Regions from separate parts of the Homo sapiens genome. Here region 2 is linked to region 1. The links are chromatin loops, found by intact Hi-C in ENCODE. Cell type or tissue: heart left ventricle. All regions are shown on one strand. Links, peaks and the distances in the headings refer to the core of each region. The heading gives the core; the rest is flanking DNA.

Region 1 (16,376 bases), core at 4,788-12,787:
TAACACTGTAATACATATTTCTTTTTTTTTTTTTTTTGAGACAGAGTCTCACTTTGTCACCAGGCTGGAGCGCAGTGGTGTGACCTTGGCTCACTGCAACCTCCACCTCCTGGGTTCAAGTGATTCTCCTGCCTCAGCCTCCCAAGTAGCTGGGACTACAGGTGCGCACCACCACACCCACCTAATTTTTGTATTTTTAGTAGAGACGGGGTTTTGCCATGTTGGCCAGGATGGTCTCGATCTCTTGACCTCATGATCTGCCCGCCTCGGCCTCCCAAAGTGTTGGGATTATAGGCGTGAGCCACCGCACCCGGAATGCAATATGTATTTCTAACAATAAACGCATTAGAAAATATTCACAATACCATTATCATACTTAAAGAATTAACACTTCCTAAGCCGGGCGCTGTGGCTCACGCCTGTAATCCCAGCACTTTGGGAGGCTGAGAGCGGGTGGATCACCTGAGGTCGAGAGTTCAAGACCAGCCTGACCAACATGGAGAAACACCGTCTCTACTAAAAATACAAAATTAGCCAGGCATGGTGGCACATGCCTGTAATCCCAGCTACTCGGGAGGCTGAGGCAGGAGAATCGCTTGAACCTGGGAGGTGGAGGTTGCAGTGAGCCAAGATCGCACCATTGCACTCCAGCCTAGGCAACAAGAGCGAAACTCCGTCAAAAAAATAAATAAATAAAATTAAAAAACCACACTTCCTTGTTACCATCTAATATTCTATGTTCAATTTGCCCTAATGACTACAAAAATGAGGTTTTGCAGTTGGTCTGTTGAAGTCAGGATCTGAGCAAGGGCACACATTGCATTGATTGATATATACTTAGTCTCTTTCTACCCTGTGGGGGATTAATTGCCAAAAAATGGTCTCTTTCTGTATTCACGTCCTTCGCAAGGTGAAGGCGGCTTCTCTTGTTGAGGAGGAGTCTATTTTCAACCTTTGAATCTGGGCTTGGTCAGGTGACTTGCTTGGGCCAATAGAATGCAGCAGAAGTAAAAGTGAGTGCCGTCTCGGTCCCAGCCTTGATGCCTCTACGTGATTCTACATGCTTCTTGGACCCCTGCCTCAGCAAGGAGAGCAAGCCCAGGCAGCCTGCTGTGGGACAAGAGACTGTGGGCAGAAGAGCTGTGCCAGGTGAGGCTGTTCTAGGCCAGCCCATCTTCTGACCCGCCAGCTGACCACAGAACATGAGATCAGCCCAGCCCAGCTCAGCTGAACCTGGCCCAGACCAAAAGAGCCACAGCTTCTTGTGTAATAATAATTGTTATTTTAAAATCACTAAATTTGGCCAGGCGCAGTGGCTCACGCCTGTAATCCCAGCACTTTGGGAGGTCCAGGTGGTTGGATCACTTGAGCCCAGGAGTTCAGACCAGCCTGGGCAACAGGAAGAAACCCTGTGTCTACTAAAAATAGAAAAATTAGCTGGGTATGGTGGTGTGCGCCTGTGGTCTCCACTACTCAGGAGGCTGAGATGGGAGGGTCACCTGAGCCTGGGACTGGAGGTTGCCATGAGTCGAGATCTCACCATTGCACTCCAGCCTGGGCCACAGAGTGAGAACCTGTCTCAAAAAAATAAATAAATAAATAAATAAAAATAAAAAAATAGGCCAGGCGCAGTGGCTCACACCTGTAATCCCAGCACTTTGGGAGGCCAAGGTGGGCAGATCGCCTGAGGTAGGGAGTTCCAGACCAGCCTGACCAACATGGAGAAACCCTGTCTCTACTAAAAATAAAATTAGCCAGGCATGGTGGCACATGCCTCTAATCCCAGCTACTCGGGAGGCTGAGGCAGGAGAATCGCTTGAACCCTGGAGGCGGAGGTTGAGGTGAGCCGAGATTGTGTCATTGCACTCCAGCCTGGGCAACAAGAGCGAGACTCAGTCTCAAAATAAATAAAAAATAAATAAATCACTAAATTCTAGTGTAATTTATTATATAGTATTATTGTGGACAATAGATAACTGATACAAATCTACAAATTTCTTCCTGTTTTTTAAAATGTCATTTACTTGCTGAAGACCCTGGAGCCTTGTCCTTCCGTTTCCGACATTCTAGATTTTTGCTAATTACATTCCAGGTGTTATTTACTGTTAGCCTCCATATTCCTTGTAAATGGGTAGTTAATCTACAGGCTGGATTAGAGTCACATGGGGCAAGAACACTTTATAGAGATTCTTGTTCGCATCACATTAGGAAGCTCTCAATGTTTGGTTATCCCACTTGGAGTGATGTCAGGTTTGGTCAGTGGGTTCAGTGAATAATTTTAGACAAGGTTGGGACACCCAGGGGAGACTTCCTGGAGGAGTCAGGTTTGAGTTGAGCCTCTTTTTTAAAATGAATTTTATGTATTTATTTTTAAGACAGGGTCTTTTAAGACAGGATCTCTGCTCCGAGTTGAGCCTCTTTGAAAGATGGGTGGGATTTAGATAGGCAGAGAGAAGGAGGACACATCCAATGTGGGGAGGGAGGGGTGGATGGCATGAGTCAGAGAGTGTTTTGAAAATGCAGAGCAATAACCAGCAATAACCTTCTATCAGCTTCCTTTATTATCCTCTGGTATAGAGGTCAGGGCAGGAACCAGATTTTATCTCAGGTTGTAATTCTAATGGGTTGGTAATGGGTACATGGAATACTTTGTTGAGATACATTGTGAAACCACATTCTTGCTCAGTGGGAAACTTGCTGTAATTGACTGGTGGTGTCTGTCACAGATCTAGGAAGCCTTGGTGGTGGTACAATTGCTATGAATCTGCTCCAGATCAATGCCTCTGCTCCCGCCTCGGGGTCTTTGACATGGAAGCCCATAAGGAAATGAGGGCTGAAAGGGATATCTAACATGGACTGTGGCAGACCTTAGCAACATTCATTCACTTTTTTTTTTTTGAGGTGTAGTCTCACTCTGTCACCCAGACTGGAGCGCAGTGGCATGATCTCAGCTCGCTGCAACCTCCACCTCCCCAGTTCAAGCAATTCTCCTGCCTCAGCCTCCCAAGTAGCTGGGATTACAGGTGTGTGCCACCATGCAAAGCTAATTTTTGTATTTTTAGTAGAGAGGAGTTTTCACCATGTTGGCCAGGCTGGTCTAGAATTCCTGAGCTCAAGTGATCTACCCGCCTTGGCCTCCCAAAGTGCTGGGATTACTGGCATGAGGCACTGTGCCCAGCTGCTCCATTTCCTTTTAAGGAGAGCCCTGTTCCAGCTGCTGAAAGTGGTGTCCTCAGAGAGCATCCAGGTGTCAGGTCCTTGGGCTGAGCCCCTGCCTCACCTGCAGAAGGCCACCTTGCCCAAGGTCACATAAATTTCCTGGGATGTCCCACGTCTAGTAATTTTGATTAGGGGATATACAAAGGTCTGGCCATCTTGGCCCAATCTAGACAATTCTGAACAGCCATCTTAACTTCCTGTTTCCTGGTGGGGTTGGTAAATATGGTGTTGCACCTGCATTTCAGGTCAACTTCTCTCCCTACCCACTCCTGCTTCCTCTCTGCTCCTTCCCCAGGAGGTGATCTCAAGGGGGCTTCTTCAAATATCCCCTAAACACTAAATTCTATCTTAGAGTCTGCTTCCTGGGGATCCTAATGTGGGATACACATAAGTCAAACAGGAGTTTTGAGAAACAATATTTATCTTTTCTATGTGTCATGCATTCTCATATTATCTATACTATTTTATTTATTTTCATGTTGGTCATGACCCACTACATTGATTTCAGTCAGCCATGGCTTTGAAAACACCTGCCTGGGCTATGCCCGTGAAGCATGGAGGATGGTTAGCATGTCCTTTGGGCTGTCTTTGGCTGCAAGTAAAAGAGCGCCTGGCTAAACATGGATTAAATACTAGGGGTTCCTTTTTTGCATAATAGATTTGGTAATAGGTGATTTCAAAGTTAGTTCATCTCAACAGCTTCATCAATGACCTGGGTTCTTTCCATGTATTTCCTCTCTGATACCCTTGACATGTTGGCCATGTCTCCTCATAGTCACAGAATGGCTGTCGCTGCCACTGCCAGGTATCACATCCTCATACAACCACCTCTAAAGGAAGCAGGTGTGGAGAGCAGCTCCTCACACATTTATTTTATTCAGAAAAAAAAAAATTCTGCAGTTAAATTCAGAAAAAAAAAAAATTCTGCAGAAGCCCCAGGAACAGCCTTCTCCTTATGTCTCCTTGGCTAGAAGTGGGTCATTGTTTATGTCTAATGAATCTCTGCCCATCCAATACCTAAGGTTTCATTAGCAAAAACAAAAAGATGACTAGGCCGGGCACAGTGGCCCACTCCTGTAATCCCAGCACTTTGGGAGGCTGAGACGGGTGGATTACTTGAGGTCAGGAGTTCGAGACCAGTCTGGCCAACTTGGTGAAACCCCATCTCTACTAAAAATACAAAAATTAGCTGGGTGTGGCTGTGCGTGCCTGTAATCCCAGCTACTCAGGAGGCTGAGGCAGGAGGATTGCTTGAACTTGGGAGGCGGAGGTTGCAGTGAGCTGAGGTCATGTACTGCATTCCAGCCTGGGTGACAGAGCAAGACTCTGTCTCAAAAAAACAAAAAAAACAAAAAAAACCAAAGGAAATGGAGCATTTCATGCCCATCACAGTGTGTGTGTGTGTTTGTGTGTGTGTGTGTTTGTGTGTGTGTGTGTGTGTGTGTGTCACTAGATTGTGATGCAAATGTCTTCCTTATTGTGGGTCCTGGTCAGAGTGGTTTGCAAGCCCCTGGCTGGGCTGGGCTGTGCTTCTACCTGAGTTGTTTTTCTCCTAATTGCCTTGTGGGGTATAGTCACTTTTTCCAAGGCTCTGTTTGTGAGAAGCAGCCCTGCATTCATGAGGCAGCCCCCTGGCATATTTGAACACCAATGCCAGGCAGAGCTGTTGGTGCCTCCCATGCATTAAGAAATGGCAGCTGCTGCTGATGTCCCCAGATGAAAATGACTAAGGAGGGCTAAAGCCAAGCAATGTCACTGCTACCCCTGATGCATACACTCACAGGAGCCTTCTGGTTTCCAGGGTCCTCCTCTATCCTGTCTTGGCTGCCTCCTCCTTGACCCTTGGTTTCTTTCTTTCTCTGTCTCCCTTCCCAGAAGATTGTCTTCAGCAAATTGTATTTTAAGTCATGTAATGATGAGTTGGTTAGAGGCTCAGAGCTAGCTCTGCCCTTGGCAAAAATCTGGATGAACCTCTCACGCTGTTGGTTTGCAAAGCCCTCCATGTGTGGCTCTTTGCTTGTTGCCTGGAACAGCAGGGAGGGACAGGAGAGTAAGAACCTTATGGGCTGTGCTTCTGCCCTCTGGGAATGTAGGCTTGCGTGTCTGCAGAGCTCCCGTGTCAGGCTTCTTGTGTGCCCAACTGCCCTAGGGAGCGTGCTAAAAATGCAGATTCCTGGGCTGCTCCAAAAGTCCAGTGAGTGACCCGGGGATCTGTATTTTACAAAAACCAAAACTTTTCACTGACATAATTTCATCCTTAAAGAAAAGTCACAAGAATAGTTCCAAAGAGTGATGTATAGCTCATCACATTTGCTCTATCACTTCTCACTTTCCAGATATAAATATGCGTATTTTTTTTTCTGAATCATTTGAGAAGTTACAAACGTAATGCCTCTTTACCTGAGCTTACCTCCTGAGATCAAGGAAATTCTCTTACATAACTCAGCACTGAATTATGAAATTTAGGATACTTAGCATCAATGTGAATATCTAATCCACAGTACATGGTAAGTTTCCCTAATTGTCACCACCCCTTTATTTTTTAATGATCACACATTGCTTTAGTTATATTAGAACAAAAAATTCGTTCTCTTTTATTTTTTTTGAGACAGAGTCTCACTCTGTCGCCCAGGCTGAAGTGCAATGGTGTGATCTCGGCTCACTGCAACCTCTGCCTCCTGGGTTCAAGTGATTCTCATGCCTTAGCCTCCTGAGCAGCTGGGACTACAGGTGTGTGCCACTACACTCGGCTAATTGTTTTGCATTTTTATTAGAGATGGGTTTTCACCATGTTGGCCAGGCTGGGCTCGAACTCCTGGCCTCAAGTGTTCCACCCGCCTCAGCTTCCCAAAGTGCTGGGATTACAGGTATGAGCCGCCGTGCCCAGCCTATCTCTTTTAATCTGAGAGTTCTTCAGCACCCCCCCACCCCCATCATTCATGACCTTGACATTCTATTTCTTCTATCTCTTCCTCCTCCTCCTCCTCTTCCTCTTTCTCCCCTTCCCCTTCCCCTTCTCCTTCTCCTTCTTCTTCTTTTTCTTTAGAAATGGGGTCTTGCCATGGTGCCCAGGGCAGCCTGGGTTCAGGCTATCCTCCCACATTGGCCTCCGCAGACTTGGATATTTTACAAGTGTTTAGACCACTTGTTTTGTAGAATGCCCCTCAGTTTGCGTTTGTCTGGGGAACCTGTATTTTTAACATCTCCGTTGACCTTGAAACCTTTGAGAGGATTGGGCAGCCCTGTGTAAGATACACATATTTACAACTCTTACCTTTCAAGATTCAAAGGACTTGAAAAAAAGAGCTTTGCGGGGCATCAGATTTAGTTCCTCAGAGGGGTTTTGAGTTGGGGACATTTTTTTTCAAGATCCGATTTGCTCAGAATTCAAATCACAGAGATTTCTTAATTGCCTGGGTTGCTAAGCTGGCTGAGTCTTAAGGGATCCTGCTGGGCTTTTAATTTCTCTGACTTTGATCCTGTGGAAGGCGGGAGGGTTTTGGCAAGGTCGAGGAGCAGGCTGGCAGGTGGGAAGTGGAGGGCAGACAGGGGTCAAGGCTGGGCGGGGATAAAAACAGCAACGTGGCTGGGTGCAGTGGCTGTTTGTAATCCCAGGTCTTTGGGAGACGGGCAGATCAGTAAAAATACAAAAATTAGCCGGGTGTGGTGGCAGGTACCTGTAATCCCAGGTACTTGGGAGGCTGAGGCATGAGAATCGCTTGAGCCCAGGAGGCAGAGGTTGCAGTGAGCCGAGATCACGCCATTGCACTTCAGCCTGGGTGACAGAGGGAAACTGTCTCAAAACAAAAACAAAAACAAACAACAACAACAAAAACCAAAAAACAAACAAACAAAAACCTCAAAAAACAGCAACGTGTCCTCCCTGCACAATAAGTGCCAGCAATATGCTGGGCACTCTTGGCTGATCTGTCCCCCAGGACTCTCACCATTCTATTATCATTAGCTCCATTTCACAGATGAGGCGACTGAGGTTCAGAGAGGTGACATCACTTATCCCTTATTGCTTAGTTAGGAAGTGGCTGAGCTGGGATTTTGTTGTTTTTTGAGACAGGATCTCACTCTGTCACCCAGGTTGGAGTGCAGTGGTGCCAACATGGCTCACTGCAGCCTGGAACTCCTGGGCTCAGGTGATACTCTCACCTCAGCCTCCAGAGCAACTGTGACTACAGGTATGCGCCACCATACCCAGCTTATTTATTTATTTTTGGGACAGAGTCTCACTCTGTCGCCCAAGTTGGAGTGCAATGGAGTCATCTCAGTTCACTACAGCCTTGACCTCCTGGGCACAGGTGATCCTCCTGCCTCAGCCTCCCAAGTAGCTGGGACGACCCGCATGCATCACCAAGTCTGGCTAATTTTAAATTTTTTCTTGGTCAAGGCTGGTTTTGAACTTCTGGGCTCAAACAATCCTCTCATCTTGAACTCCAAAGTGTTGGGATTACAGGCATGAGCCACCACACCCAGCCTTGAGCTGGGATTTGAACCTAAGCCTGTCTGACTGCAAACAGGCTTTCACTGTGTTTGCTTAACCATTGTGGCATCCCTCTCACCAGGGATCAAATAAGGTCCAGAAAGTTCTGGAAGGAACCCAATTTCATGAATGAGAAGCACGCAATTTGACCCAAACACCAGCTTAACTGAGGCTGTGATCTGGCTGTGTTGGGGTGCGCCCCATCTGTTAGGTGGTCTTTAGACCTCACCATCTGCAGCTGAGTACATGCTGGAGCCAGATGGCTTGAGTTCGAATTGTGGCTCTGCCATTAACTAGCAGTGTGACCCTGGGCAGTCCTGGGTGTCTTCTGGTGGCCTCCCCAGATCCCTTCCCTGCCCCTTCCACTTTCTGGGCACCTGGGAGTTTGCCCTCTGCTTTTGGGTGGATTTGGCCAATTGGGAACCTGGACGGAATAGAGGGCAAGAGGGGAGGGGGCTCACGATGTTCATTTTCCCAGCTCCTTCTGGTGGGGACACCATACATTCTTCCACTGAAGGCCACGGTTTCAATCAGGCCTCTCTCCCAGCCAGGACAGCCACTGGGTCTGGTTTTGGAAGCCTCCTCTTCTAAAACACTCCCTCCTGTCTCCTTTAGGGCTGCAGTGCTAACAGCTCCCTGCTGTTTTTTTGTTTTGTTTTGTTTTGTTTTGAGATGGATCTCACTCTGTACCCCCAGGCTGGAGTGCAATGGTGTGATATCTCGGCTCACTGCAACCTCTGCCTCCTGGATACAGGCGATTCTCCTGCCTCAGCCTCCTGAGTAGCTGGGACTACAGGTACCTGCCACCATGCTTGGCTAACTTTTGTATTTTTAGTAGAGACATATCACCATGTTGGCCAGGCTGGCCTTCAACTCCTGACCTCAAGTGATCCGCCTGCCTCGGCCTCCCAAAGTGCTGGGATTACAGGCGTGAGCCACCGTGCTTGGCCCCAGTAGCTACTTTTATTGAGTGCTTACTATGAGCTGAGATTTGTGCTATACCCTTTGTATTACTCAATTCCTCCTCACAATCCTACAAGGTAGGTACAGTCACCATCCTGTTTTACAGATGAGGAAACTGAGGTTCAGGCAACTCAAGCAACTTGTTCAAGGTTACACAGCCGAGAAAACATTGAGACCCTAGGCTCAGGCTGTAGCCACTACCCTGCCTCTGCAGCATGAAGGCAAATATGTGGTCTGAATGGGAATTCATGATACAAGAGGGCAGTATTGTGTCAGCCTGGCCCTGGTTTTGGGACCTGAAACGTTTGGGGCATTTTTGGGTGGGTGGTAGGTGACAGTGAGATGTTTTGCTCTGACACATGCCCAGGGTCACCTGGTCCAATTCCTGCTCAGCTACTTCCAAGCCTTGTCACTCTGGCAAGTTCCCTAACCGCTCTGTGCCTTAACTTATCCTTCTGTAAGATGGGGATAACCACATTACCTGCCTCAGAGGTAATGTTGTGAGGGTTAAATGAATGAATGTATTAAAGAGCTCAGAGCAGCATCTGGTAAATATTTCATTACATTAATGTTAGCTATCATCATCATCATCATTGTCATCTCACCTGTTGGACAACCCATGTGTGTGTGACTGAGGAAATGGAGCATCTTTGGCGAATTCCCTCCTTCCCTTGCTGCCTGGATCTCATCTGGTGCAACTGAGCTGGTCTCTGCTGAATTATTTTACTTCTTTGTCCTCTGCAGCCAAATGGAGACCTCTCCCTGACTCTGCCTGGCCTTCAGACACTTTCAGAAGGCGGTTAACACCATCTGGCCTTGAGAATTCTGAGTCTTTATATTTCAGGATTGAGCTGAGACCTTTGTGAAACATCATCTCTGGGAGGGCCAGCCTGGGCCCAGCTCACAGACATAAGCTGTCCTCATATCCCAACTTCTCATTGACTCACACACGCACTCAGTGCTTTATTGAGCACCTAGTGTGTGTCAGTTGCTGGGCAAGGTGCCAGGGCTGTACTGTAGCAAGGAAAACAGGAGACAAGGTCCCTGCCATCATGAAGCTCATGTGCTACAGGGAGTGACAGACAGCAGGTAAGTAAACAATAACAAATGAATATATAATAGCAGAGAAAAATAACAGCAATGGAAACAAGCAAAGCAGGGGAAGAGGGTTAGACAGTGACTGGGATGGGGAGGTGGATGGTATGTGAGTATTTTAAACTCAAGGAGGTGCTTCTTCCTGGGATGCTCTGGGATATTCTGGGATACCTGAGATAGCCAGGTAAAATCCACTAGGAATTCGTTGCTGACACTGAGGCAGGAGAATAGCGTCTGCAGGCAGGGAAACTAAGGTCAGTTCATGCTGACTTCCTAGAACTAAATCAAAAGGAAAGTCCCAACTTTCCAAGCCCAAGTAACAAAAGGACCAGAGGAACAAAGGACCAGAGGCTGGACTGTGCCCAGCCTGTTCTTCCTACAATCTTTATGCAGATATAGATGAATGTGAAAACAAGAGAGTTTTAAAAAGTCTGAAAGGAGCTAGTTAGAATGTCAATAGAGGTTGCTCACAGAACTGTAAGAGGCAGAGGAGATAGAGGGTGGAACTTCGTTTCTGAGCCTGGCTGCCTGGGTTCATATCCTAGCCTTGCCACTTGCTAGCTGTGAGAAGAGGGCAAATCACTTCACCTATGTATGCCTCAGTTTCCTCATCTGTAAAATGGTGCAATAATGACATGCAGGTATGAGATTATCTTCCTATTTATAAAGCACTTCCAACAGATCTAGTACGTAATGAATCCAATCTAAGTGTTTTTTTCTAACTGTGTTGAAACAAGTGGGCATGAAAAGATTCCTTTTCCACCCTGAGCTACAGATTGAGAAGTTTTTGGGGCTGGGTTCTGCTACCTGTATTAAATATATTTTTTTAAATTAAAAACCTTTTGTTATAGAAAATGTTGAACATACATGAAAGTAGAGAGAATGTTACCTTTTTTTCTAAATTGAGATGGAGTCTCGCTCTGTCGCCCAGGCTGCAGTGCAGTGGCGCGATCTCGGCTCACTCCAAGCTCCGCCTCCCAGGTTCACGCCATTCTCCTGCCTCAGCCTCCCGAGTAGCTGGGACTACAGGCGCCCGCCACCACACCTGGCTAACTTTTGTTTTTGTATTTTTAGTAGAGACGGGGTTTCACCGTGTTAGCCAGGGTGGTCTCGATCTCCCGACCTTGTGATCCACCCGCCTCGGCCTCCCAAAGTGCTGGGATGAGCCACCCACTACAGGCGCCCACCACCACGCCCGGCTAATTCTTTGTATTTTTAGTAGAGATGGGGTTTCACAGTGTTAGCAAGGATGGTCTAGATCTCCTGACCTCATGATCTGCCCGCCTTGGCCTCCCAAAGTGCTGGGATTACAGGCGTGAGCCACCGCGCCCGGCCAGGTGTTTGTTTTTATCCTCCTATTTTTTCCATTTCTAGCACTTTCCATATCTGTAAAATAGGATTAATAATAGTACCTATCTCATAGGGTTATTGTGAGAATTAAATGAATTAATGCTTATAAAATGCTTATAAAATGTTAAAAAACACGGCCTCCCAAAGTGCTGGCATGAGCCACCATGCCCGGCCACAATTTTTTATTTTGTTTCTTTTCTTTTAAGACAGAGTCTTGCTCTGTCGCCCAGGCTGGAGTACAGTGGCACCATCTCAGCTCACTGCAACCTCTGCCTCCTAGATTCAAGTGATCCTCCTGTCTCAGCCTCCCGAGTAGCTGGGACTGCAGGCATGTGCCACCATGCTCCACTAATTTTTTGTATTTTTAGTAGAGATGGGGTTTAACCATGTTGGCCAGGCTGGTCTTGAACTCCTGACCTCAAGTGCTCCATCTGCCTTGGCCTTCCAAAGTGCTGGGATTACAGGCATGAGCCACTGCACCTGGCCTATTTTTTTATTTTCTTGAGACATGGTCTCCCTCTTTTACCTAGGCTGGAGTGCAGTGGCACGATCATGGCTCAGTCACCTCAAACACCTGGGCTCATGGGATCCTCCCACCTCAGCCACCTGAGTAGCTCAGACTATGGGTGTGCACTACTGCACCCAGCTAATTTTCTAATTTCTTTTGTAGAGACGGGGTCTTGCTATGTTGCCAGGGCTGTTCTTGAATTCCTAGGCTCAAGAGATCCTCTTGCCTCAGCTTCCCAAACTGCTGGAATTATAGGCATGAGCCACCTTCCTTGGCTCAGAATATTATAATTAACCTTTGTACACCCATTGTTCATGTCAATGATTAGCAACTCATGGTGACACCTGCATTTTTAACAAGGCCCTGGTGCACACTACATCTTGAGAAACCCCCAGTGGAATTCCAGGACGCTCCTGAGGCTGTTACTGGAAAGGGGTCCCGATCCAGACTCCAAGAGAGGGTTCTTGGATCTCTCGGAAGAAAGAAGTCGAGTGAGTCCATAGAGTAAAGTGAAAGCAAGTTTATTAGGAAAGTAAGGGATAAAAGAATGGCTACTCCATAGACAGAGCAGCCCTGAGGGCTGTTAGTGGCCCTATTTTTATGGTTATTTCTTGATGATATGCTAAACAAGGGGTGGATTATTCATGCCTCCCCTTTTTAGATCATATACGGTAACTTCCTGACATTGTCATGGCATTTATAAACTGTCATGATGCTGGTGGGAGCGTAGCAGTGAGGACGACCAGAGGTCAAGTCTTGTTGCCATCTTGGTTTTGGTGGGTTTTAGCCGGCTTCTTTATTGCAAACTGTTTTATCAGCCAGGTCTTTATGACCTGTATCTGCCTACCTCCTATCTCATCCTGTGACTTAGAATACCTTAACCATCTAGGAATGCAGCCCGGTAGGTCTCAGCCTCATTTTACTCAGCCCCTATTCAAGATGGAGTTGCTCTGGTTCACATCCCTCTCACAAGGCCTGTTGGATACATGTTAGTTTGTTGGGATTTTGCTAGACAAATTGCTAATCTTGAAATCAGAAAAGATGATAACAAAAAACTTTTTTTCTCTCCCAAGAAAAATTTTGTCTGCTCCTAAGAAGAGGATTTTCTGTCCAAGTTCAGTGGACGAGAGCACCAGACACCCCCTGGAAAGACTCAAGATTCCAGCCCTGTCCTGTGGTCCCTTCAACTGACAGCAACCACTCACTCCCCAGCCCCACTTACTATCAAGGGAGCCCAGGGCCTGCTTCACCCAGGCCCTGGGAACAAGATTTGAGAAGCAAATGAATTGTGTGAGTTAATTCAAGGGCCACCTTTGGCTCCCTTAGCAGCACAAATTGTCCCTGAGGACATTGACTCGATTCTTGGATACAAAGGGAGATACGAATTTACCTTTGACTGCTCTCTGGGCATTAAAGCTGGTCTTGAATGTTTTCTCTGGGCGGTTCCCTGTCATTAGGGAGGTGCCCACATTTACCAAATCAACGAGCCCGATTTCACCTGGTCACACCCTTCCTTGGCACAGAAAACAGTGACTTCTTTTTCCTCCTGCTAATTTGCTGTCAAGATGTTCTACTAATCATCATCATAATTACTAATATTCACTGCCCACTTAGTAAGCTCTTTATACCCATTAACTCAATTCATTCTTGCAACGACCTTGTGAGGTGAAACTATTGTTACCCACAGATCACAGAAGAGGACACCGAGGCCTACAGAACTGTGGCAAAGACTGCTCCATGTTCCCAACATCCATTTTTTTCCCTCTTTCAAAGTAAAAGAAATCCAATTTTACTAGGGAACATGGCTGTCCAGAATTCCCAGCCTCCTTTGTGGGTAAGTGTGGCCATGGGACTCTGGTATGGGCTAAGGATGTCGGGGGAAGAGTCCCGCAGTGGTTCTGAAACACTCTCTCTAAGAGGTCACTGCTTCTTCATCCCTTCTTTTATTCTGGCATCTGGAACTTGAAGGCCACCATCTTGAACTGCGACGTAGGAGTGCCCTGAATGGAGGTGCATCTGGCTGGGAGGATACCATTGACCACCATAACCAGGCCTAGTTAAGAAAGAAATAAGCTTCTTCCTTCTTTATTCTTCCTTTTTCCTCCTCCTCCTCCTCCTTCTTCTTCTCCTTCTACTTCTCCTTCTTCTTCTTCTCCCCGTTCCCCTCCCCTTCCCTTTCCCCCTCCTTCCCCCTCCCTCCTCCTCTCCCCCTCCTCTTCTTCTTTCTTCTTCTCCCTCTCCTCTCCCCTTCCTTTCCCCCTCTCCCTCCCTCCCCCTCCTCCTCCCCTCTCCCCAGTCCCCTCCTTCTTCTTCTTCTTCCTCTTTCTTCTTCTTCCCTCTCTCCCCTCCCCTTCCCTTTCCCCCTCCCCTTCCCTCCCCCTGTCCCTCCCCCTCACCCCCTCCTTCTCTCCCCTCTCCCTTTATCCTCCTTCCCCTCCTCCTCCTCCTTCTTCGTCTTCTTCCCCTTTCTTCTTCTTCTCCCTCTCCCTCTCCCCCTCCCCTTCCCTCTCTCCATCCCCTTCCCTCTCCCCCTCCCCTTCCCTCTCCCCCTCCCCTCTCCCCTCCCTCTTCCCTCCCTCTCTAGCTCCCCTTTTTCCTCTCCCCTTCCCTTTCTCCTTCTCCCCCTCCCCCTCCACCTTCTTCTTTCTTCTTCTTCTCCTTCTCCTTCTCCTTCTTCCTCTTCTTCTTTTTCGGTAGAGATGAGTTCTCACTGTGTTGCCCAGGCTGGTCTTGAACTCCTGGACTCAAGGGATCCTCCTGCCTTGGCCTCCCAATGTGCTAGGATTACAGGCGTGGGCCACTGTGCCCAGCCTCTTCTTTCTTCTCAAAGCTTTACATTTTTATTTATTGAGTCAAACCTCAATACCAAACATGGTGACAGAATTGGGACTTGAATCTACATCTGTGTGACTCTTAACTAACCTATCTGCAATTGTAGGGGTATATTGTATAACCCTGTAGGATTCAGAAAACCCTTGTCCAAGGCGTTATCTCACATGGTCTCAGATATCAATTCACTTTTGAGTAAGGAGTCTGTTTTTTTTGTTTTTGTTTTTTTGAGACAGAGTTTGCTCTGCTGCCAGGCTGGAGTGCAGTGGCGCAATCTTGGCCCTCCACCTCCTGGGCTCAAGTGATTCTCCTGCTTCAGCCTCCCGAGTAGCTGGGATTACAGGTGTGTGCCACCAAGCCCGGCTAATTTTTGTATATTTAGTAGAGACTGGGTTTCACCATGTTGGCCAGTCTGGTCTCGAACTCCTGGGCTCAAGCGATCCGCCCTCCTTGGCCTCCCAAAGTGCTGGGATTACAAGCATGAGCCACCACGCCTGGCCAGAAGTGTGTACTCTAAATGGGTGAATTGCAATGTATGGGAATTATATGCCAATAAAGCTGTTAAAAAAAAATAGTGCTGAGGTTGAGAAGCCCAGAACTAGGAGGTATTAATTTGAGAGAAGAAACTTGGGGGATCAAGTGAGGGGACAGGTTAGGCAGGCTAAGGAGTTTTATCTTTGTCACCACTGATGGGTGACAAGACTGGTGGACTCACCCCTGGAGATGCATTCATATTTCAAGGTTGTTTGGGCACCTACCTTGTGCTGGGCATTTTCATGTATAGCATTCTGTATCATCCTCACGATGAATCTGCAGTTAGGTCTGGCCAGCTCATTGTGGAGATGAGTAGCTGAGGCTCAGAGAGGTTTGGCGACTTGACCAAAGCTGCACAGCTGGGGTCTGAACATGTTTGGACCCTGTGGCTTTCTATGCTGCGCCCTGACTCTCACTGAGGGCTGTGGACCAGCTGGTGGCAGGGGGGTCACCTTGCCTCTGCTCTCTCCTGTTACAGCCCTGGTTGCAGCTTGAGTCCTGGAAATGCCCCCAGGAGACCCTTCTCAGAGTGCTGATGTCATCCCTGGGCTGGGGTGCAGCTGGCATCTGGATGGGGGTTGGTTGCTTAGCAATGTAGATGCAGATTCTGCCCTGAGCAGAGGGAACCATCTTATAGTCTTGGCTGCGGGAACTTCAAGGAGAACAGCCCCAGGAGGGCCTTGGGAACCTGGGGCCTGTTCTGAGTTGGGAGGACTGGAAACAGCTTTGTCCCTGGGCTGGACTGGACAGGGAGAGCCCTCCTTAAGGGGGTGATTGAGCTTTAGAGGACAGAAAAGGAGAACCATGAGGCCTGGGTTGATCATAGTGATATTGTTATTATAACCACAGCTACCTTTCGTGAGCACCACCTGCACTATGCCAGGTACTGCGCTAACGTGCCTTAATTCCATCATCCTCCCTGAGCCCCTTGCTATAGGTTACTATTAGCATCCCCTTTGCAAAGAAGGAAGCCAGGGCTTATACGGGTTAATTGACTTGCCTGTAGCCAGAAAGTGGAGCACCTGGGACCTGAACCCCAGCTTCTCTAACACCCTGGATCACCTCACATTGCAGCTCTGACTGGGCACCTGGTGGAGAGACTTCACCATGTGTCTCCAAGGTCCTGTGTGGTCTGTTCTACTCTCTCTGTGGCTCTCCTTTGCCAGCTCCAGACATCATGTCCTTGCTTCATTTCTGGAAACACTCAGACCTCCTTCCAGCTACGGGGCCTTTGCACTTGCTGGTTCGTCTGCTCAGGGTGCTCTTTCATCCCTCTAGTCACGTGGTTTGCACTGACTCATCCTGGTCTCCAATGCAACATCCTTTCATTCATTCATCCATTGATCCAAACATAGTTATTGGCCGGCCATTGTGGCTCAGGTCTGT
Region 2 (16,376 bases), core at 5,535-13,534, 61 kb before region 1:
CCCTCGTTCATATTCAGTAAAACCCGGCAGTGAACCCCCAGCAGTGTTCACATCCCTGGCACATACTGGGCACATATCAATTTGGAACCCAGTGGAATGACTGAATTGTGTCTCTGCCCACAATACGAGTGCCATAATTTTCCTCATGCAAAATGGCAGGTGTGTTAACCTCTTGCAACATCATCAGGGCTGGAGGAGGACTTCAGACTGAGCTGGGACATGGGGAGAGCCTCTGTCCCCAGGTTGTTTTCTGCTGGGCAACTCCCCTCCAGAGTTCAGTTCTGCTGGCACATGCCTAAGTGATTAGCTGGCTCTGAGCCTGAGCATGGCATAGCTCACCAGGGTGGGCCCTCACAGCTCCCAGGAACCAGCAAATAGCCGGTGGAGGAAAGCACTGATTCCCTATTCGCCTTTTTCTGCCATTATCAGCACCAGTGGCTTTCCAAAGATGAGTTGATATAAGCATCCTGTCAGAAAGGATACAGCCTAATAAATGGAATGTCCCTTCCCCTCTCTAGGCCTCAGTTTGCCTATCTGTCAAATGAGGAGAGTGGATTAAAGTGCACTTTTCAAACTGTCTTTCCTGGCTCTACAGAGCTTTCTTAGGGGCTGCTGAAGATGATGGGGAGCTGATGATTAGAAGAGAGTGGCTGTGGCCAAATATTGGAAACTCAATAGTGTCTCTGAGGATACTTAGGCTTTGAGGGGGGATCCCAGTGCCTAAAGGGACCTGGCTGATAATACGAAAGAATTCAGCCTCTGGGTAGGGACTGGAGCAAACTGAGCCCACGTTTCATCCAAGGGGGCGGCCACTTCTCAGCTCCAGTCCCCTGGGGCCACTTGTGGCCAGATCCTCTGAGTTTTTGGTAAAACTTGAACATATGGATTTTTATGTTAAATGTTCCAATTTTAAAAAGTCGGTCATGAACTCAAAATCTTCTAAAACAGTGTGAGGCAGACAAAGCATATCTGTGGGTTACATTTGGCCCTAGGCCAGCAATTTGGAACTCTGTTCTAGAAGGCTGGGGATGAACTTTATTCTCTCCGTCCTTCCAATTTAATGAGCATTAGGATTGTGGTGAGATGATTGGAAGAAGTGTTGGTGGCTGGGCGCAGTGGCTCACGCACTTTCGGAGGCCGAGGTGGGTGGATCATTTGAGGCCAGGAGTTCGAGACCAGCCTGGACAATATAGTGAAACACCATCTGTACTAAAAATACAAAAAGTAGCTGGGCGTGCTGGTGGGTGCCTGTAATCCCAGCTACTCCAGAAGCTGAGGCATGAGAATCGCTTAAGCCCAGGAGGCGGAGGTTGCAGTGAGCTGAGACCGTGCCACTGCACTCCAGCCTGGGCGACAGAATGAGACTCCGTCTCAAAAAAAAAAAAAAAAGAAAAGAAAGAAGTGTTGAGTGTTGGTGATGAAGTTTGCCTGCAAATCTAGACCTCCCTGGATATTCCAGGGGTTTTATACAAAGGAGGGAACCATGGGGAAAAAATACGGGTGAATGCTCTTTGACAACGTCCACAGTTCTATCTCTGCATCCTGTAGTGTTACCGGCAGACACTTGTATTCTTTTGGGCAACGTTTGTCGAGGCCGTACTGGGTGTCAGGCACTGTGTGAGAAGCTGGGGACATAGCAGTGAATAAGCCAGACTTAGTCCCTGTCCTCATGGAGCTCCCAGTCTAGAGAAAGACACAGAGGGGAACAGATAAACCATTTGAGGAGGATAATTTCAGAGAGTGGCGATTTCGTGAGAAAATTAGAAAGGGTCATGTGACCACATAGGAGGACTCTGAGGATTTGACATTTGAGTCAAGATGTGAAGGATGAAAAAGAGAAAGTCATGGGAAGGATTGGCATAGGGGAAGAATATTCCCAACAGAAGGACCACCAAGTGCAAAGGCCCTGAGGCAGGAACAATCTTCCAGTGTTGGAGGAATGGGAAAAAGGCCAGAGTGGCTAGAGCACAGTGTGAAAGGTAGGAGAAGAGTGTCAGAAGTGGGGGTTGGAAGGCTGGGCGCGGTGGCTCACGCCTGTAATCCTAGCACTTTGGAAGGCCGAGGCAGGCAGATCACTTGAGGTCAGGAGTTTGAGACCAGCCTGGCCAACATGGTCAAACACCGTCTCTGTTAAAAATATGAAATTTAGCCGGGAGTAGTGTCGGGTGACTGTAATCCTAAGCTACTTGGGAGGCTGAGGCAGGAGAATCGTTTGAACCCGGGAGGTGGAGACTACAGTGAGCCGAGATCGCGCCATTGCATTCCAGCCTGGGTGACAGAGAGACTCTATCTCAAAAAAAAAAAAAAAAAAGAAGAAGAAGGTGGGGATTGGAGAAGTGGCCAGAGGCCAGATCACTCAGGGTTTTTGTTTTTTTTTCTCTCTTGTTGCCCAGGCTGGAGTGCAATGGCACGACCTTGGCTCATGTAACCTCTACCTCCCGGGTTCAAGCGGTTCTCCTGCCTCAGCCTCCCAAGTAGCTGGGATTACAGGTGCCTGCCACCATGCCCCGGCTAATTTTTGTATTTTTAGTAGAGACAGGGTTTCACCATGTTGGCCAGGCTAATCTCAAACTCCTGACCTCAGGTGATCTGCCCGCCTCGGCCCACTCAGGGTCTTTTAAACCACAAGAAGACGTTCGGATTTTATTCTAAGCTTAATGGGAAGTCACTGCAGGGTTTTAGGTAGAGGAGTAACATGATCTTATTTCACTTTTTTTTTTAGAGACAGGGTCTTGCCCTGTTGCTCAGGCTAAACTACAGTGGTGATATCATGGCTCACTGCAGCCTTGACCTCCTAGGCCCAAGTGATTCTCTCGCCTCAGCCTTCCAGGTAACTGGGACTACAGGTGCACACCACCACACCCAGCTAATTTTTAAGTTTTTTGTGGAGACAGTGGTCTTGCTATGTTGCCCAGGCTGGTCTTGAGCTCCTGGGCTCAAGCGGTTTGCCCGCCTCCTCCTCCCAAAGTGCTGGGATTATAGGCATGAGCCACTGTGCCCAGCCTGACTTCATGACTTCATGTTTTTGTTGTTTTTTTTTTTTTTGAGACGGAGTCTCACTTTGCTGCCCAGGCTGAAGTGCAGTGGCATGATCTCGGCTCACTGCAACCTCTGCCTCCTGGATTCAAGCAATTCTCCTGCCTCAGCCTCCCTAGTAGCTGGCATTACAGGAATGCACCACAACACCCAGCTAATTTTTTGTATTTTTAGTAGAGACGAGGTTTCACCATGTTGGCCAGGCTGGTCTTGAACTCCTGACCTCAAGTGATCCACCCGTCTCGGCCTCCCAAAGTGCTGGGATTACAGGCGTGAGCCACCGCCCCCAGCCTCATGTTTTTTTTAAATAAGCTTTTTATTTTGGAATAGTTTTAGGTTTACTGAAATGTAGCAAAGATGGTACAAAGAGTTCCCATATGCCTTTAGGTTTCCCCTTAATGTTAACATCAACAGCCAAGGCATTGCTCATAATTATTTCCTAACACCTAAATCATAAAGAAATGGTGGATCAGGCTGGGCGTGGTGGCTCATGCCTGTAATCCCAGCACTTTGGGAAGCTGAGATGGGCGGATCGCTTGAACTCAGGAGTTTGAGAACAGCCTGGGCAACATGGCAATACCCTGTCTCTACAAAAAATACAAAAAATTAGCCGGGCTTGGTGGTGTGCACCTATAACTCCCAGCTACTCAGGAGGCTGAGGCAGAAGAATTGCTTGAGCCCCGGAGGTTGAGGCTGCAGTGAGCTGTGACTGTGCCATTGCATTCCAGCTGGGGCGACAGAGTGAGACCCTGTCTCCCCCACAAAAAAATGATGGATCATAAAATATCACATCACATATAACCCAGAGAGCATCTTCTTCAAAATAAGGTCTGATTGTGTGTATGTGTTTTGAAAGATCGGGTTTTGTTTTGTTTTGTTTCTGAGATGGAGTTTCGCTCTTGTCGTCCAGGCTGGAGTGCAATGGCGCGATCTCATCTCACTGCAACCTCCGCCTCCCAGGTTCAAGCGATTCTCCTGCCTCAGCCTCCCAAGTAGCTGGGATTACAGGCATGTGCCACCACGCACAGCAAATTTTGTATTTTTAGTAGAGACGGGGCTTCTACATGTTGATCAGGCTGGTCTCGAACTCCTGACCTCAAGTGATCCACCCACCTTGGCCTCCCAAAGTGCTAGGATTATAGGTGTGAACCACCGAGCCTGGCCAAGATCAGGTTTTACTATGGTGCCCAGGCTGGACACGAACTCCTGGACAGTTACTTCCTACCCAAGTAACTGGGACTATAGGTGCACACCTCCATGCTTAGCTCTGATTGCATTTTTTTTTTTTTTGAGACAGAGTCTTACTCTGTCACCCAGGCTGAAGTGCAATGGCATGATCTCGGCTCACTGCAACCTCCACCTCCCGGGTTCAAGCGATTCTCCCACCTCAGCCTCCCGAGCAGCTGGGATTACAGGCACCTGCCATCATGCCTGGCTAATGTTGGCCTGGCTGGTCTCGAACTCCTGACCTCAGGTGATCCTCCCACCTCGGCCTCCCAAAGTGCTGGGATTACAGGCGTGAACCACCGCGCACAGCCTACATTTTTAAAAGATTTCTTTGGTTTCCGTGAGGAGAATGGACTGTAGGTGAGAAGGAGAGGAAGCTATGAGACTAGAGAGCAGGCTGTTGAAAAATGTGGCTTTAGCCGGGAGCGGTGGCTCATGCCTGTAATCCCAGCACTTTGGGAGGCTGATGCAGGCGGATCACTTGAGGTCAGGAGTTCGAGGCCAGCCTGGCCAACATGGCGAAACTCATCTCTACATCTAATACAAAAATTAGGCGGGCATGGTGGTGGGTGCCTGTAATCCCAGCTACTCCAGAGGCTGAGGCAGGAGAATCTCTTGAACTCAGGAGACGGAGGTTGCAGTGAGCCAAGATTTCAGCACTGCACTCCAGCCTGGGTGACAGAGTGAAATTGTGTAATATATATATGTGTGTGTGTGTATATATATATATACACACATGTATATATGTATGTGTATATATGTGTATATATACACATACATACATATATATGTACATATATACACATATACACACATCTGTATGTATACACATACACACACATCTGTATGTATGTATACACATATATACATATATGTATATATGTATAAAATATAAAGTATACACATGTATAAAGTAAATGTCCATTTTATATATTTATATATATAAATATATGTATTTATGTTTATAAATGTATATATATTTATATTTATAAACGTATATATACTTATAAATGTATATATATTTATACTTATAAATGTATATATATTTATACTTGTAAATGTATATATATTTATACTTGTAAATGTATATATTTATACTTGTAAATGTATATATATTTATACTTGTAAATGTATATATGTGTGTGCGTGTGTGTGTGTGTGTATACATATATTATATATATATGGTGGCTTTACTGATTAGTCTTAGTTTTCTAATCTGCAAAATGGGGACATTATTACCCATCTCAGAATGTGATCGTGAGAATGTATCTTCCAATGTACTTAGGGTGCTAACAGGAATAATGATGACAATAACAGTGATAATAGCTGGCATTTATTGAGTGTTTTCTGTGTGCCAATCTCTATGCTCATGGCCTTTCATGCATGCTCATTTTATTTTATTTTTGAAACGAAGTCTTACTCTGTCACCCAGGGTAGAATGCAGTGGCATGATCTCCGTTCACTGCAACCTCTGCCTCCTGGGTTCAAGCGATTCTCCTGCCTCACCCTCCAGAGTATAGAGTAGCTGGGAGGACAAGCATGCACCACCACACCTGGCTAATATTTTTGTAGGCTGGTCTTGAACTCCTGACCTCAGGTGATCCACCTGCCTCGGCCTCCCAAAATTCTGGGATTACAGGCATGAGCCACCATGCCTGCCCTAATTTTTCTGATTTTTTTTTTTTTTTGTAGAGATAGGGTCTCGCTATGTTGCCCAGGCTGATGTTGAACTCCTGGGCTCAAGCGATCCTCCTGTCTCAGCCTCCCAAAGTGCTGGGATTACAGGCTTGAGCCATTGCGCCCTGCATGCATGCTCATTTTAATCTTCACACTATTTTAGGAGTTAGGTTTCGCCAAGGGAAATAATTTATAACCCAGCTGGGGAGGGCCAGAGCCAGGATTTAAACCCAGGGAATCTGATGTCACACTTCTTCCTCCAAACACAGAAGTTATGTTCTTAGGGATCAGGGAGAGCAGATTCTTTGGGATGTTCCCAGGAGCCTTCTTGGAGCAGGGGGATTTAGATGGGCTGTTCAAAACCTCTTGCACCAGCCTTGGCCTTCACAGAGCCTTCATTGTCGTTGGGTGTGTCTTTCTTTGAGAAGGCCCCAAATACACTTTCATCTGGAATTATCCAACAGTGAAACTAGGATGATTATCGCCTTGCTAAATGTTCCTTAGCATCACAAAATGACTCACTCTGTGGTCGGGAAAGAAACAAGCTATCCCAGCATCTGGAGGGTGGATCGCACTGCCATTTGGAACAAAGTCTGGCAAAGGGAGGCTCACTTTAGAGCAGGGATTGTTGACCTGGGCGCTATTGACGTTTTGGGCTAGATCGTTCTCTGTCGAGCGGGTTCTGTCCTGTGTACTACATGGTGTTTAGCGGCATCCCTGATTTCTACCCACCAGATACAAGTAGCATGCCCCTCTTCTCCAATCATGACAATAAAAGATGTCTTCTGGCCAGTGTGGTGGCTCACACCTGTAATTCCAGCATTTTGGGAGGCCAAGGTGAGAGGATTGCTTCAAGCCCAGGAGTTTGAGACTAGCCTGAACAATGTAGTGAGACCCCATTCCTTAAAAAACATGTTTTGGCTGGGCACGGTGGCTCACGCCTGTAATCGCAGCGCTTTGGGAGTCCAAGGCAGGTGGATCCCTGAGGTCAGGAGTTCGAAACCAGCCTGGCCAACATGGTGAAACCCCATCTCTACTAGAAATACAAAAATTAGCTGGGTGTGGTGGTGGACGCCTGTAGTCCCAGCTACTCAGAAGGCTGAGGCAGGAGAATCACTTGAACCTGAGAGGTGGAGGCTGCAGTGAGCTGAGACAGCACCACTGCACTCCAGCCTGGGTGACAGAGTGAGACTCCATCTCAAAAAAAAAAAAAAAAGAAAAAGAAAAAAACATTGTAATGAACTATTTAGAACTTGGAGCGAAGTATAGATTGGTAATGAAAAAAATGCAATGAACTATTTAAAGCTTAAAGTACTTGCATATAGATACCCCTCTTCACACTCCAGAGATTCCAAATGTTAACATTTGGCCATATTTGACTTAGTTTTTTTTCTTTATTTTTTTTTTAGGTAAGAAAGGAAATGAAGTATTATGGTTGACACTTTTTTTTTTTTTTTTTTTTTTGAGACGGAGTCTTGCTCTGTCGCCCAGGCTGTAGTGCAATGGTGCGATCTTGGCTCACTGTAACCTCCACCTCCCAGGTTCAAGCGATTCTCCTGCCTCAGCCGCCCAAGTAGTTGGGATTACAGGTGCCCACCACACCTGGCTAATTTTTGTATTTTTAGTAGAGACTGGGTTTCGCCATGTTGGTCAGGCTGGTCTTAAACTCCTGACCTCAAGTAATCCACCCACCTTGGCCTCCCAAAGTGCTGGGATTACAGGCGTGAGCCACCATGCCCAGTCTACTCTCTTTGAATCCCATCTCCATCCTATTCGCTTCCCCTTTCCTTCCCCAGAGGTAGCACCAGGCAGCCTAATATTGTTGTGTAGGTGACTATGTTTTCACTAGGTTACAACATCTAATAAACAAACTAACAGTCAACAAGGAAGAAAACCAACAGCCTTAACCCTCAGGGGCAGGTGGAATGAGTTTTCATAAAGCCAGATTTATTTCGTTTAAAAGACCGGCTTTGCTTCTGAGAGCAGGACATTCTGACTTTATTTATATTAAAATGTCCTTCCAAGTAAGAAAGGTGGTAATAGTGAGAGATAGCTATTTTTTAAATGTCCCATTTGGCAAAAAAAAAAAAAAAAAAAAAAAAAATCCAATCATAGGATGACGGAGAAATAACTTGCAGCATGTTTAGGCGGTGATGGAAAGGAAGGAAACTGAGCTACGTGTATCAACATGGATTCATCTCAAAGCTAATATCAATGAAGCAAAAGCCAGCTGGGGGAAGCATTTGGGCTGGATGATGCTACTTACATAAAAGTTTAAAATGGGAAAACAATGTCACATATTTAGGGCAGGGTTTTCAAACTTTTTGGGGGCCGCAATGTGCTTTAAGAAAGATATTTTAGGCGGGGCATGGTGGCTCATGCCTGTAACCCCAGCATTTTGGGAGGCCAAGGCAGGCAGATCATTTGAGGTCAGGAGTTTGATACCAGCCTGGCCAACATGGTGAAAACTGTCTCTATGAAAAATACAAAAAATTAGCTGGCACACACCTGTAATCCCAGCTACTCAGGAAGCTGAGGCAGGAGAATTGCTGGAACCTGGGAGACAGAGGTTGTGGTGAGCCAAGATCCTGGCCACTGCACTCCAGCGTAGGTGACAAAGCTAGACTCTGTCTCAAAAAAAAAAGAAAGGAAAAAAAAAGATTTTAGGCTGGGCACGGTGGCTCATACTTGTAATCCCAGCACTTTGGGAGGCCGAGATGGGAGAATGGCTTGAGGCCAGGAATTTGAGACAGGCTGGTCACAATAGTGAGATTCCATCCCTATTTTTTAAAAAAATAATATGGACCAGGCACGGTGGCTCACGCCTGTAATCCCAGCACTTTGAGAGGCCAAGGTGGGCAGATCACTTGAGGTCAGGAGTTTGAGACCAGCCTGGCCAATATGGTGAAACCCTGTCTCTGCTAAAAAGACAAAAATTAGCTGGGCATGGTGGGCGCCTGTAATCCCAACTATTCGGGAGGCTGAGGCAGGAGAATCTAAAAAAAGACACCTATTTGGAGCCCGGCAACATAGTGAAACCCTGTCTCTAAAAAAAAAAAAAAAAAAAAAAAAATTTGGCTAAAAGTAGTGGCCCACACCTGTAGTCCTAACTACTCAGGAGGCTGAGGCAGGAGGCCTTGAGCCCAGGATGTGGAGGCTGCAGTGAGCTGTGATTGTGCCACTGCACTCCAGCGTGGGCAACTGAGACCCTGTCTCAAACAACAACAACAACAACAAAAAGAATATGTCCATCCATTCACCTGTTGGCAGGCATTTGGGTTATTTCCAGTGTTTGTATTATCTATCATTTTAATGCCTGAGATAGTTTATCAAGAAATAAATATACTGTTTGAGATGGTTTCCAAAAAGAAAAGAAACAAAAAAGCAAAGGGAAAAGAAAACACAAAAAACAAACAAACAAAATAAACACATCCTGTTATAACCCCCCCAACACACACACATTATTCTGGCAATTTTCCTGGTGTCCAATCCTCAAGTCAAGTCTTCCTTGCCAGCACTCTGGAAAACTACTGAAAGCTGTTCACAGCGGAAGTTGATGATCGGCCACTGGGCAGAGAAACCAGTGGTCCCCAGAGACCATCTAAGTTTCTGCACTGACCCGGCCTTTTCTCCTAGGAAATATTGATCAAAATAAAGGGGCTACTGGCTTGACTTAGAAAGCTGTCTTTAGACAGCTGGAACTGGAACATCTAGCCTTCCAGTTCCCTTGCTGGGCATCTAAGCCCCACATTGATGATTTCTGGAATAAGTGCTTTCCACCATCCCTTCCATCTGCCCACATACTGGCCTGCACCCAACCCTGCAGGGAAGCTCCATCCAGATTTTAGGGCCCTCCAGAGCCAAGAATAGGCTTCCAGGGCCTGCTCAGGGCAAATTGTCTTTTCTGCTTATGTGTGTTCAAACTTCTTCTTCCTTCTTCCTCCTTGCCTTCTCCTCCTCCTCCTCCTCTTCTTCTTCTTCTTTGCAAGTTCTCTCTGTATTGCCCAGGCTGGAGTATAGTGGTATGATCTTGGTTCACTGCAGCCTCAACCTCCTGGGCTCAAGCAATCCTCCTACCTCAGCCTCCTAAATAGCTGAGACCACAGGCACGTGCCACTACACCCTGTAAATTTCAAAAGTTTTTTTTGTAGAGAAGGGGTCTCACTCTGTTGGCCAGGCTGGTCTCGAACTCCTGGGCTCAGGCGATCTTCCTGCCTTAGCCATCCAAACTGCTGAGATTACAGGCATGGCCTCATGTTCTTATAGCCTTGAAATTAGAATAAAATCATGGCCTTAGAGCCAGTTGGGAGACTAAGGCTAACCCTAGAGAGGCCAGAGGCTGTGAGTAGGCCCAGAGCAGGCAGCTCTCATCTCTGGCTGCCCACTCTCTGGGTTAACCTCGGAAGACCATTCTCTGCCACTTCCAAGTCTTGTTTGGCTGCATTTGGCTTGGCCAGGTTCTTGCCAGTTACATGGAATCAGACTACTGGAATCAAACTCCAGTTCTGTCCCCTTAGTGGTTGGGTGGCTTTGGGCAGGTGATGTGACATCTCCAAGCTTCAGTTTTGTCATCTATAAAGATAGTACAGAATGGAATGAAATAATGTAAGGGTGTGCTTCGCCTGCGACCAGACACATAATATGGGGATTGTATTTTCCGTATTTTCTAAAATTAGCCATGACAGTATTTCCAGTCTCACATGTTCTTCTAGAACCTTACCACTCCCCTAGCAAGAAATGGAATCTATGGTCCCTCCCCTTACCTGCGGGATGGGGTACGGTGGATGTCATGCTATGCAGCTCTGGAGACTTGGTCTCAGAAGGTAATATAGCTTCCATCCAGCTTTCCTGTTTTCTTGGGATACTTGCTCCTGGAACCCTGCTGCAGTGCTGGGAGGAGGCCAAGGTCACATGAAGAGCGTCTGCGTAGGTGACCTAGGTGACAGCCCCAGGTGAGGTCCCAGTTAACAGCCAGCATCCACCACCGTTGCACATGTGAGTGAAGAATTTTCAAATGACTCTAGCACCCTTCCAACCTCCCAGGGGATGCTGAGCAGGACAGGTTAGCTTTCCCCACAGAGTCCTGGTACAATTACAGATATATGAGCTCAATAAATAACTGGTATGGCTTTAAGCCACCAAACATCCAGGTGTTTTGTTATGCACAATAGATGAGCAGAACACGCAAAGGCCACAATCACCCTTGGTGCATCTCTCCATGCCTCTCTCTTGCTCACACTTCACACTCCCTATCCAGCAGTAAATCCAAACACATTCCAAATCCAACCCCCCCCCGCCCTTTTTTTTTTTCTCTTTGAGACAGAGTCTCACTTTGTCACCCAGGCTGGAGTGCAATGGCACAATCTCGGCTTACTGCAAGCTCCGCCTCCCAGGTTCAAGAGATTCTCCTGCCTCAGCCTCCCGAGTAGCAGGATTAAAGGTGCATGCCACGATGCCCAGCTAATTTTTGTATTTTTAGTAGAGACGGGGTTTCACCATGTTGACCAGGCTGATCTCGAACTCCTGACCTCAAGTGATCTGCCTGCCTCAGCCTCCCAAAGTGCTGGGATTACAGGTGTGAGCCACGGCGCCCGGCCTAAATCCAACCCCTTTAAGTCCAAGCCACCATCATCTCTTGCTGGGAGGACTAAATGATTTCTTCTCTTGCCTGCCTACTGTCTCTTCTCCATGCACAGCCCAGAACGATCTCAGAAACAGAAATAAGATGTCACTCCCTGCTCCAAAGGTCCAATGGCTTCTTGTCAAACTTGGAATAAAATCCAAACTCCTGACTGCGACCTACAAAAGTCAGTGCTCCAAGAAGAAGAAGGAAAAAAAAAAGCCCTGATTTATAGCTTTTGCCAATTTTCATAGTGTTAATACTCCCATCACAATCAATTTCAAGCTTACCAATTTCAGGCAGCAGCATCTGGCATCTGGCTCCCAGGAGCCAGGGGAGTCTCTGACTCATCTCCAACCTCAAACTCTTCCACCTTCTTGCTCCTGCCTTGAGCCACACTGGCCTTGCTGTGCCTGAAGCATCCCAAGCAAACCCCCATCCTAGAGCCATTCCTTCCACAGGAATGCTCTTCCCCAGCTATTTATTCCTTCATTCCATTCAGATCTCTGTTCAACTGTCACCCTGGCAGAGAGGGTTTCCCTGACCACCGGAATAAAATGCTCCCTAGCCCTCAATCCTTCCATCACACTTTTTCTTTTTGAAACAGGGTTTGGTACAGTCACCCAGACTGGAGTGCAGTGGCACGATCAGGGCTCACGGTAACCTCATCCACCCAGGCTCAAGTGATTCTGCAGCCTCGGCCTCCTGAGTAGCTGGAACCACAAGCACAGAGCACTGCACTCGGCTAATTTTAAAATTTTTGGGCCTGGCGCGGTGGCTCATGCCTGTAAACCCAGCACTTTGGGAGGCCGAGGCGGATGGAACACTTTAGGTCAGGAGTTCAAGACCAACCTGGCCAATGTGGTGAAACCCCGTGTCTACTTAAAAAAATTAGCTGGGTGTGGTGGTGCATGCCTGTAATCCCAGCTACTCGGGAGGCTGAGGCAAGAGAACCCCTTAAACCCGGGAGGCAGAGGTTGCAGTGAGCCGAGATTGCTCCATTGCACTCCAGCCTGGGCAACAAGAGTGAAAAACTGTCTCAAAAAAAAAAATTTTTTTTTTTTGTAAAGACAGAGTCTCACTATATTGTTCAGGCCGGTCTCGAACTGCTGGGCTCAAGCAATCCTCCTGTCTTTGTCTCCCAAAGTGCTGGGATTATGGGCATGAACCACTGCACCCAGCCCCCTTCCCATTTTTCTGTTTTTCTCCATGTGATTCTTCACTGCCTGACATTGTGTTATGTCTTTGATTGCCTGTTTTCTGTTTCCACGTGGGTGGGGATTTTTGTCTGCTTGCTATTCTTGCTTTTGTGCCTGGGCCCGTGCCTGGCACATACAAGGTATTCAGTAAAAAATTCTTGAATAGGCCAGGCATGGTGGCTCATGCCTGTAAATCCCAGTACTTAGGGAGGCCAAGGTGGAAGAATGGCTTCAGGCTAGGAGCTCAAGACCAGCCTAGCAACATAGTGAGACCCTGTCTCTACAAAAAAATTTAAAATTAGCCAGGTGGGGTGGGTGCACTGTAGTACCAGCTACTTACGAAGCCGAAGCAGGAGGATCGCTTGAGCCCAGAAGTCAAGGATGCGGTGAACAGTGATCATGCCGCTGCTCTCCAATTTGTGTGATAGAGTGAAACTCTGTTTCTAAAATAACAACAAAAAAAGTTGAATAAACATAAACAAATGGGCCAGGTGCAGGCTCACGCCTGTAATCCCAGCACTTTCGGAGGCCTAGGTTGACGGATCATGAGGTCAGGAGTTCGAGACCAGCCTGACCAACATGGTGAAACCCCGTCTCTACTAAAAATACAAAAATTAGCCAGGTGTGGTGGCACGTGCCTGTAATCCCAGCTACTCGGGAGGCTGAGACAGGAGAATCACTTGAACTCGAGAGGTGGAGGTTGCAGTGAGCCGAGATCACGCCACTACACTCCAGTCTGGGCAACAGAGCGAGACTCCATCTCAAAAACAAACAAACAAAAAACAACAAAAACACAACATTATAGTTGTAAAATTGGGATAATAGTTGGGGAAGAATTGAATGAAGTAATGCAGGTAAGAGCTTAACACAGCACTGGGCTCCCAGTGGGTATGCGTGGGAACCTTGCTATTCACCTCACATCACAGGCCTGGCAGGGCCTGGGAGCTGATGGCTGTTTCTAGGAGGAAGAAAGGCCATTTGTGGGCCATCTCACGGGGCAGAACAGGCCTCTCTCTGGCCCAAGAGTGCCCATCACTGCAGCCGCCGGGGCAAGGGACAGTCTCTTTTTGACTTTGCTGCTTTATAGATTAAGGAAGAGAAACCACCCGAGGGAGTTAAGGCTGGAAAAAAAAATCTTAATTATTTTGACAGTGGGAGTGGGAGAGGGAAACAAATGGCTCATTATTGATTTAATTTTCCAAAGTCCAAAATCAGCATGGCAACATCACCAAGGTAAATAAAAATTAAAAGAATAATCATCCCTCTCCTTTCATACTCATTCTATGTATTTGTTGCTGTTTATTTCTTTGTTTTGTGCTTATGTTTAAAGATAAAAACAAAATAACCTGTTGCAAGTTGGGTTTTCCAGAAGCAGGCACTGAGATGTATGACAGGCTTTGAAAATATACAATGATTTATTTATTGTTCAGTGTAAAAAGTCACGTTGCAGAGCAGTATATAAGTCATAAACCTGTTTGTGTAAAATAAAAAAGTATGAGGTGGTTATATATCCTTGTCTAGGCAGAGAAAATTTCCGGTAGGGGGCTGGGCAGAGTGGCTCACACCTGCAATCCCAGCGCTTTGGGAGGCTGAGGCAGGTTGATCGCTTGAGCCCAGGTTTTCAAGACCAGCCTGGGCAACATAGCAAGACCCTGTGCAGTGGCTCACGCCTGTAATCTCAACATAGCGAGACCTCAACAATAAAATAAAAATCTCAACAATAAAAATAAATTTAACAAAAAGAAAATTTCTGGCAGGATATACACAAAATGTCAACAGTGGGGAGTGTGGCTGGCTGGGAATAGGTGCTGGTGTTCCCCTTGTTATCTTCTATACTCTTTGAATTGTTTTAAAAGTATCAGACAGATATTACTTACATAATAAAAATTTCAGATTAAAATGTTGGTCATGATTTTTGGTCTACCTTTTAAAAATTTTTAGCAGTTTACTGTCCATGTTTGAATAATGCAAATACAATATGTGCTATGGGCTGAACTGCATCCTCCCAAAATTCCAAGGTTGAAGTCTTAACCCCTAGAACCTCAGGATGTGATTGTATTTGGAGATAAGGCCTTGGAAGAGGTGACTGAGTTAGATTGGGGTCATTAGGGTAGGCCCTAATCCAATATGAATGACGTTCTTATAAGAAGAGAGATTAGGGTCCGGGTGTGGTGGCTCATGCCTGTAATCCCAGCACTTTGGGAGGCCGAGGTGGGCAGATCATGAGGTCAGGAGAGCGAGACCATCTTGGCTAACACAGTGAAACCCCATCTCTATTTAAAAAAAAAAAATTAGCGGGGCATGGTGGCGGGTACCTGTAGTCCCAGCTACTTGGGAGGCTGAGGCAGGAGAATGGTGTGAACTGGGGAGGTGGACCTTGCTGTGAGCTGAGATCGCGCCACTGCACTCCAGCCTGGGTGACAGAGCGAAGACACATTAGGCCAGGCATGGTGGTGCATGCCTGTAATCCTAATCCCAGCACTTTGGGAGGCTGAAGCAGGAGGATTGCCTCAGCCCAGGAGTTTGAGACCAGCCTGGGCAACATGGTGAGACCCCATCTCTAAAAAAAAAAAAAAAAAAAAAATTAGCCTGGTGTGGTGATGTGTGCCTATGGCTTATGGCCCTAGCTACTCAGGTGACTAAAGAAAGAAGAAAGAAGAGAGATTAGGGGCCAGGCATGGTGGCTCACTTGAGAGTGTCACTTGAGTCTGGGAGATCAAGGCTGCAGTGAGTCATGATTGCACCACTGCACTCCAGCCTGGGTGACAGAGCAGAAAAAAAAAGAGCGATTAGAACACAGCAAACACACACAGAAGAAGACCCTGTGAAGACAGGTGGAAGACGGTCATCTAAAGCCAGGGAGAGAGCCTCAGAATGAAACTGCCCTGCTGACACCTTCGTCTTGGACTTCCAGCTTCCAGAACTGCGAGGAAATAAATTTCTGTTGCTTAAGCCACCTGGCTTGTGGTATTTTGTTGTGAAAGCTCTAGCAGACAAATATAATGTGTTAAATATTTAGAAAACATGGAAACGTGGAAAGGATGAAATCACACATAATTCTACCATCCAGCAAGACCCACAGCAAGATGCTGCTTCTGGCTCAGAGTGAAGTTGCCGGGGGCTTGGTGTCCATGCTCCTCACCTCACCACTTGCCTTCGGAAAGCTGGGGGTAGATTTAGCATCTGAAGAGCCTGCCTCCACACAAATGGGATGGCAGGGCAGTTTGGCCCTTTCAGCTTGCTATGGACTTTCTATGAAAAGGTGATGCTTCCTTCTATAAGGTCATAAAATTCCATACACCAGAGAATTTGAGTGTGACATGATTTAGAGCAGGAGATGGTAACTTTTTCTGTAAAGCTCCAGATAGAAAATATTTTTGACTTTTGCAGGCCCAGTGGTCTTTGTCATGAATACTCATCTGCCAATGTAGCATGAAAGCAGTCTTTGACAATACATCAAAGAATGAATGAGTGTGGTTGTTTCCTAATAAAACTTTATTTACAAAAATGTGGTGGGCCCATGACCCTCATCAGACGGTGCTTGCTTTAGAGCAGTGATATATTTTTAAATTTAATTTAATATTTTAATTAGAAGCAATGATTACTTTAAGGAGAAA

What was found. A loop is a pair of places that touch in the nucleus more often than their neighbours do. Peaks named below come from ENCODE experiments on the same cell type or tissue, not always from the same donor. Only the 100,000 strongest peaks of a DNase experiment are listed, where the experiment ranks them.
Region 2: a loop joins it to region 1, with 2.0 times the contacts of the local background. A loop is called at or near these places in 33 of 110 quality-filtered maps.

What each region holds. Positions count from the first base shown.
Region 1 is chr12:110,806,776-110,823,151 of GRCh38, forward strand. No RefSeq gene overlaps it. Among named protein-coding and RNA genes, the nearest start is that of CCDC63, 32 kb to the right of the region's middle. RefSeq lists a cis regulatory region at 844-1,107 and enhancers at 2,418-2,919, 6,840-7,339. In heart left ventricle, for the core only: no CTCF peak of the experiment used is centred there; no DNase peak of the experiment used is centred there.
Region 2 is chr12:110,744,834-110,761,209 of GRCh38, forward strand. No RefSeq gene overlaps it. Among named protein-coding and RNA genes, the nearest start is that of PPP1CC, 10 kb to the left of the region's middle. In heart left ventricle, for the core only: no CTCF peak of the experiment used is centred there; no DNase peak of the experiment used is centred there; H3K27ac peaks cover 1,923 bases.